Regions from separate parts of the Homo sapiens genome. Here region 2 is linked to region 1. A link is an interaction called in ENCODE POLR2A ChIA-PET data of the cell type or tissue named here. Cell type or tissue: CD4-positive, alpha-beta T cell. All regions are shown on one strand.

What was found. ChIA-PET counts read pairs that join two places held together with the same protein. Peaks named below come from ENCODE experiments on the same cell type or tissue, not always from the same donor. Only the 100,000 strongest peaks of a DNase experiment are listed, where the experiment ranks them.
Region 2: POLR2A ChIA-PET joins it to region 1 with 7 read pairs; 1 of 35 experiments calls an interaction of 5 or more read pairs at or near these places.

Annotation. Positions count from the first base shown.
Region 1 is chr15:89,365,479-89,369,478 of GRCh38, reverse strand. All of the region lies in intron 1 of MIR9-3HG (MIR9-3 host gene), which reads right to left. It overlaps MIR9-3 (microRNA 9-3), which reads right to left and starts at 1,462; the gene lies at 1,373-1,462. RefSeq lists an enhancer at 1,242-1,855. In CD4-positive, alpha-beta T cell, no CTCF peak of the experiment used is centred here; a DNase peak (open chromatin) is centred at 1,862; H3K27me3 peaks cover 3,060 bases.
Region 2 is chr15:90,018,459-90,022,458 of GRCh38, reverse strand. All of the region lies in intron 1 of ZNF710 (zinc finger protein 710), which reads right to left. Among named protein-coding and RNA genes, the nearest start is that of MIR3174, 14 kb to the right of the region's middle. In CD4-positive, alpha-beta T cell, no CTCF peak of the experiment used is centred here; a DNase peak (open chromatin) is centred at 2,308.

The DNA of each region.
Region 1 (4,000 bases):
GGTGAGGGGATGGGGGTCAGGGCTGGGTGGTGGTGCCAGTTCCTTTCAGCCTGTCTATCATAGCACTCACATACCCATATACTTAGAAAGCCCCCCTACCAATCGGGGAGTCTGAGCCTACCTTTCTTCCTTTCTTCCCTGAAGCCGGGCAGGGTCCCTTCCTTGGTCTACAGCCACTCGCTGGGGAGCTTGGGAGGTTTCCCAAGCTACAGGGGCCCTGAGCTTCAGGACAAGCCAAGGCATCAGGGTGGAAAGTGACCTGAAGGCAGATGAGAAACTCGAGAGGGACCCTAGCACTGTGTGGGGCCGGGACCCCCACGCACTGAGCAGGGGCAAGCCCCACTCCCTGAGCCCAGTTAAGAGGGGCTGGGAGCCTGAGTGGCCGGGTGTGCTGCATTGGGTTGCCATGGGAACGAATTCAGATTTCCCCCAATTGCTTTTTTATTTGCTAGACATTGTAATACATCTTATGTCGTGACTTCTTGGGGCAGGGAGGAGGGGGAGCTCTGGGAGCTTGCCTGCACCTTAACCTCGCGGGAAGTTGGGGAGGCTTGGGCAGGAGCAGCCCGGTCGGGGCTGGCGTAGAGGTAGCGGGAGACTGAGCTCGGTTCCTCCCGCCCACCCGCCGGCTCTTGGTTTGTATGCAGGGCAGGGCCGACCCGTCGGGGAGGGAGGCCCCTGCCCTGGCCCCTTGCCATTGAGCGCACTCCCCGCCAGTTCTGCTCCGCTTCACGCTGCACACAGACCCCCCAACTGCACACAAAGGCAGCTGCCAGAGCCCGTGAAAAGTGATCAAATTATCAAGAACTTGACCTCACCGAGGGGCGAAGCTCCGGCAACCCCCCAGCCGTATGCTAATGGCGCTCAGGGGCTGACTCGTCGAATAATTCGATAAAGGCCGCATTGTTAGCGGCAGGGCAGCCCCCAGCCCACCCCATTCACTCCCTCCACCCACCCCCTACCGACCGCTGTCTCTCTCCCATCGCATTTGCATCCCAAAATCCCCGTCCACGGCTCCGGGAGCGGATTGTTCCAGCCTGATTTATGGGGTGAAGGCGAAGGCTGGCGCCTTCCCCTTCCAGCGACCCCTCTGCAACCCCAACCCCCTCCCTCTCCCCGGCCCGCTCCACTTTGGGGTTCCTGCTCCGGCGCTGGGGGATAGGGGTGGGGGACCAGGAAAGAGGAGGACTGGGGGAAAGCTGGCACTGCAAGTGTCCCCAGAGAGAGAGCCGAGGTCAGGTACCTGGTCGGGGCGCGGCCGCTCCGTCGAGCTGGAGTCCGCTGGGCCGGCGCTGGGCTCCTCTCGGCTCCTCTGGCTCTTGCGGGCCGGGCCGGGGCGGTCGGTGGGGCGGGCGCTCGCACGCAGAAGTTGTGAGAATCATTTCTACTTTCGGTTATCTAGCTTTATGACGGCTCTGTGGCACTCATACAGCTAGATAACCAAAGAGAGAAACGGGCCTCCCTTAGCCAGTGCCGCTGCCGCGCCGTGGGCTCCACGTGCTGCTGCCTGCCGAGCGCGGGAGCCTGAGCGGACGCCGTGCCCGGATCCTGGGGCGCACGCGGAGAGCCAGAGGGGATGGACAGACACACGCACACGCTGACTCCCGCCACCTAGGCCCGCAGCCCCCGCCCAGTTCCCTTCCTCCCTCGCCCTCCCGGCGCATTTCTCCCCTGCTCCCCGTTCCGTGCGTCCTGGCACCGGCGCTGCCGGCCTGCCTCGACGGCGTCCCGGGGCTCACGTAGGGCACCCGCGCGGAGCGCTTAGAGAGCCTCGAGCGCCCCGGCCGCCCCCAGCGCACTGGACCGCCGGCCCTCCTCTCGCAGGCTAATCGCCCCGCGGGGAAGTGACGTCAGTCCAGGGATCGGCCAATCACAGGCTCCCATTCAAATCCCAGCCCCCTTCCCGCGCTCCGCACCACCCAGCCTTACAATGGCCTCGGCGTTCACGGCTTCCCCGCCCCGAGGGCAAGGAAGCGCACCCTCTGCCCTCAGAAGCCTCAGGGCTGCGCACCGTCTGATCTTTCACCCAAACTCCTCCGTCTTCCTCCCAGGGCCCAGGGAGCCCAGTACCCACTGCGGACCATCAGAGTTTGGGAGACAAGAATGCTCGAGTGACAAGGTTTAGGGACGCGTGTGATAGGACGTGGCGATCTCCACAGGAGGGCCGAGAGCGCTCACGGAGAGGCCGAGAGCAGAAGCCATTTCACCTTTAACTTCTCTCTTCCTTTCCCCATGCCCAGCACTTGCAGTAGATCTAGCCCACGCGGCAGAGACCAGGGATTGGAGGAAGAATTAAGTGTCCCGGTGAGCGCAGGTCGGTGTCCCACCCATAACACCTGGCACTCAGAGGTTCCTCAGCTATGCTCCACTTGGGCGAGGCCCTGGCCTGGGCCCTGAGTACCAAGCTGCTAGGTCCCTTCTCTCTCTCGGTTCCTAGACACACTAGGAGTGTAAAACCGATTGTGCCAAGCACCTTGGAGAAGTCCTAGGCTCTCTCTTGGCTCCTGGTTAAATTCATATTTCACCAAAAATTAAAGCACAAAGCCATGCCTCCACTCTCCTTCTTCAGCTCTCAGCACACACCTGGCTACTCACTCCAAGTAGCCGCAACAGTGGAAAGGGACTGCCACCTTGGGTCTCCCGGAATCACCCCTAAACTGAGCTGGCAGCTGAATTGGTGGTACCATTGCAGCCTTCCAGATGTGAGTGGCCTATGGGTACCACTTCGTGCTCATGCCAGCCATCACCCCCTTCTTCCTTGCTGCTGTGGCTACCCTCCAGCCTTGAGCCCTATGATTCACCTCCGCCTGTCAGCCATCCCCAAGATGCAAAGGATTCAGTATGAAAAATGCAATATCTTTGCTCCTAGATACCCCCAGAAAAATCTTAAGCTCAACAGCTAGGGAGAGATTTTATGTGGGACTGGGCAAGTGGATTCCCAGATTCCAGCAGTCAATACACGGGAGTCACAGAGACTCTCACTGCTGCTGTCTACAGTGAGCACTGTGGGGTTAGGTGGAGGTACCCGTGCAGATTCATTTTAGTGGGGTCTGGGGCACTGGGCCACTCTGAGCCAGGTAAAACCCTTGCAGGATGGGTTGGAAAGAAGGGGCCAAAAGTGGATGGTTTGGAAAAGATTTCATGATTTTACTAAAAATCTCTTCCTTCCATACACTCCCCTAAAAATGACACATGTGGATTTTGTCAAGTTCTGGATTTTGTCAAATGCCTCTTTCCCCATTGCTTGTCTGTGGTTTGTTCTAATTTCATCCCATCTCTAAATCCGAAGCAGGTGACATCCTGCTCTCATCCCAGCCAGCTTGTGACCAACCAAATCTGCTATGTACATGTTTCCCTCGAAATCCCACTTCGCAGACACATTCCTTTTTCCAGAAGGTGAACAAGGGCTGGACAGCTGAACCAGCAGAGGAACAGAGAGGCCAGCCACGGTTCAGGAAGGAAGCTCTGAATTTGGGCCCGAGACAGTTAATTCCATGAATTTCCATAATTGGGAGGCGCCCCTTGCTTCCCCTCCTCCTGCAGCTCCAGGAACCTGCACCCTCTTCCCTTCTTGATGTGTGTGTGGGCGGCCTTCTGAGCCCTAGTCCTTTCCGGGCCACCCAGGGGTGGGAAGGGTGGGGCTGCGGAGGCAGGGAGGGGCCCAGAAGCATGTTTCACCTGAGAGAGAGGGAAGAAAGAGAGGAAGCGAGGGGGAAGAGGGAGCGAGGAACGAGCCCCTCGGAGTGTGATTTAAGCAGGATGCTGCACAAAATGGCTCCTCAGCGAGACTCGCGGTAACCGCGCGCGGAGGCCGGCCTGCAAGCCTAGGGCGGGTTGGGGCTTTGGGAGAAAGAATTAAAAGCCTGATTTCGATTCAGTTCAGATGCAGGAGGCCACTGTCATCAGAGCCACATCTCTACTGTCTTTTTGGGAAATCGAGTCCCTTCTTGGGAGCAGGTGAGGCTGACCAGGGGGAGGCTCCCACACCCTGCTTGAGTGA
Region 2 (4,000 bases), 650 kb before region 1:
CCTCGGACTCCTCAAGTGTGTCCCTTGCTGCCTTTGCATGTTTGAGTCCCCCATGCCTCCTTTTTGTTTTGTTTTGTTTTTTTGAGACAGAGTCTCACTCTGTCCCCCAGGCTGGAGTGCAGTGGCGCAATCTCGGCTCACTGCAACCTCTGCCTCCCAGGTTCAAGCGATTCTCCTGCCTCAGCCTCCTGAGTAGCTGGGATTACAGGCATGCACCACCACACCCGGCTAATTTTTGTATTTTTAGTAGAGATGGGGTTTCACTATATTGGTCAGGCTGGTCTTGAACTCCTGACCTCGTGATTCGCTCGCCTCGGCCACCCAAAGTTCTGGGATTACAGGCGTGAGCCACTGTACCCAGCCTTGTTTTGTTTTTTGAGACAGAGTCTCGCTCTGTAACCCAGCCTGAAGTACAGTGGCTGGATCTCAGCTCACTGCAACCTCTGCCTCCCTGGTTCAAGCGATTCTCCTGCCTCAGCCTCCCAAGTAGCTGGGACTTACAGGCATGCGCCACCATGCCCGGCTAATTTTTGTATTTTTAGTAGAGACGGGTTTTGCTATGTTCACCTGGTCTTGAACTTCTGACCTCAGGTGATCCGCCTGCCTCAGCCTCCCAAAGTGCTGGGATTACAGGTGTGAGCCACCACGCCTGGTCCCCCATGCCGCCTTTGTCTGCTAGGACTCAGCTAGACACCACCTCCACCAAGCAGTCTTCCCTACAGCCCCCTGCCCCCAGCACATTCGAAGAGCTAACTTCCTGTGCTTTTGTGTCTATATCCAATATCTAGTACCCCTTCTGGACTGGGGGCTCACTGGGGAGAGAGACCATGCCATTCACCTTAATATGACAGAGTTTAACACATGGTAGGTAGTTGGTAAATGTTTGCTGATTGAATGAAGGAAGTAAGAGAGAACAAAGGGCGATTTTTCAGAGAACAGAGGATTCAGGATGGTGCAGGCCTGTCTCCTGACTTCATAGCACCGCGGTCCGCAGGTAATAGTGATAGCCATGGGTTATATACAAACACACAGTGTAGCTATGAAAAGTAGGCTCATGAACCCATTTTACAGGCTGTGAAACCAAGGCTTGGGGAGGCTGTGGGTCATCAGGGCTAGGAGATGGTGAGCCGAGGCTGAAAGCTGTAGGTCCTCTAATCCTGAGTCCTGTGACTTAAGGATGAGGTCCTCCCCTTGCCTCTGAGCCGCTTCAGCGGGGCTCTTTCAGGTCTGCACCTGCCTGTGGGGAAAAGAGCAGCTCTGTGTTTCTGTGTCTAATGCAGTTTCCATCCAACAAAGGACGCAGTTGAGAGAGCTCCCCAAGGCTAAGGCGGGTCCAGGTCAGAAGTCTGAACACACACTGGAGAAACGTTTGACTCCATAGCAAGGAACCCAGGGCTGAAACCCTCACCCTTGGAGCTGACGTCCCCCAGGCTGCTAAGGGGGGGGGGGTGCCACACCCTCTCTCACAGGACTCCAAAGTTGCCCACTACTCATGCCCTTGGTGGGTCCAACACTATCACAAATGGACCCCTGCTTTCCCCAAATCTTAATTGATTAAAGAAGCAAAGTGACAAGTTTCATCTGAATCTAAGGTTGCAGAATGAGATCTGTAACACTGTCACAAGTTGCGGGGAGGCGGGTGGGGGACCCGCCATTCAGGGAGGAGAGGGAGGACCGGGCAGATAAGAGATCTCATCCCCAGACAGATAACGGGGCTAAAATGACAAAGGAGCTGGGAGCCATTGCTGGCACTTTGAGAAAAAGGAAGAGCATATTAAAATTTAAACAAAGCCCACCCCAGGGGAAACATGCAGCCTCCTTCTCCCAAACTGCGCCTCTCATTTCCAACACACATGAGGCGTCAGGTTCACAGAAACCGAAACGTCCCTCATCTCAAGGGGCTGGGGTTTGTGTTTTTGTTTTTTGTAACCCATCCCGGCAGCAGCTGGCATGCTGTGTCTCCCCGGGGGCGGGGAGGCAGTTCGGGCCTCCACCAGCCCCCATGGCCTTCTTGGCAGAACTGAGAAGAAAGGGTGGGCTGGGCTTGGGCCTCAGCTGGGACAGCCCTGCCTGGACGGAAGGGTGCAGGGGCGTTGGTAGCAGAGCTGGAGGAGGGAAGGGGCTGTGAGGTGCCTGGATGTGCCCAGTCCTGAAGGTGGGCACCAGTCTAGGTCCCGGCAGGAGAGAAAAGGGAAGAAAGAAGCTCAGCCCACAGGAAGGGCCCCAGAGGCCCCATGAAGAATGCGCTGTCACGCAGGAGGAAGACAGCGGAAAAGGAGGAAGAGCCGGTCAGCAGTGGGAACAGGAAGGTCCGATTTAGACCACGTAAATGCTACTTCCTCAGTAATTCCATCAAACTTCCCTCTGTTCCCCACACCAAGTGATGACGAAGAACTGGGCTTCAAGGGGCTGAAAGTCTGGGCAGAGGCACTTCCTTGGCCTGGACTCCTGGGCTAGAGTCTGAGGCCTCCACAGGAAATCCTCGGCTCCCCCACTCACCGCCCCCCAATAAGCACCAACCTAGTCTCTGGATTAGGGCAGGATGTTTGTTTAGGAGCATTCTCTTGGAAGAAAGACCAGCCTAAGTTCTCTGACAGACTCTGGAATCCTCAAAGCCAGCTCTCTGTCCCGGGCACCCTAACGGCTGGCACCAGAGAAGGTTACCCTGGGGAGCCACAGGCCTGCAGCTTCCTGGGGTCATGGGAGGCAAGACAGGGTCTCTGGGCCCAGCCCTCGCACTCCCATTGTAAAGCGACGGGCCAGGATGACAGACTCCCTTTCCTAGGTCAGCTGTGCCCGGAGTCTCTCAGGCCCTTCCTTGCCATTTACTCTCAGCCAACCTGTATGACCCGTGAGAAACATTAGGAAACAGAGGTCTGAAAGACTCACAACCATGTTTAAAAGAATGGGAGTTAGTATTTGGCTAAACAGAATCCAAATATGATACAATGTGTCTGGGGGCAATTTACCCATCTAGACGAACAGCCTTTAGAATGTGTCCTTGGCCCAGTGATTCTCTTCTGGAGATGTATCCCAAGGAAATAACCAAGTCTGTGGGCAAATATACCCAAGGATGTTTACCACAGCATTCTTTACAAGACAGAAACAGAGGAAACAAGCTAAATGTAGGAGATTGGTTAAATAAATGATAGTCCATCTGTTCAAAAGAACTATACAACCCTTTAAAGTGACTTGACGGAGGCTGCTTAACCTGATGGAAATTTTAATCACATGTTGTAAAGTAAAAGCAAAAAAAAAAAAAAAAAAAAAAGAAAGAAAAAGTAATAAGATGGTACAAACAGTATGATCTCATCTTTTGAAATTGAAAAATATTCTGGGGGGGCTATACAATATACTAAAATATTAATAATTATAGGTGGTTTTTATCTTTTTTGCCTACTTATAGTCCCTAAATTTTCTGCAATAATCATCAACCTCTTTGTAGCAAGAAAAAAAAATCAATAAAAGCTATTTTCTAAAAAACAAAAGGAAGAGATACAAGATCCAAGAGACTGTTCATTCCTTGGGCATTCAAATCTAAGATGGATTAAAAAACAAACAAACAAACAAAAAACCACTAGACAGAGACATCTTAAATCCACCTAAGAATATTTAAGAATATTTTCAAGGTGGTTTCCAGGACAGGGAAATTAGAATCCTCCAGAAGGCCCTACTGAGCACAGGAAGACTGAGAGCCACCAGCAGGGAGACACATCCTCCAGCAACGTCCATGAAGACCCAGGGCCCAGCTTTCCTGTGTGGGCCCTTCCAGTCACTGTAGCTGAGTGGGGAGGTGAGGGGCAGGCAGGGGCCAAGGTGCAAAAAGGCAAAGCAGACATGACCTCTGTCCTGGTTTACGGAAAGGGCAATGGCCGTTTCTTTAGACAGTGAATTCAAAGAGGAGGCGAAAAAAGGCCAGTTCTTAATCTGAGATTTGTTAATCTAGGTGGCGACAAGAAATGAATTTTTACAACCACGGTAGGAAAACCCCAGCTGGGCG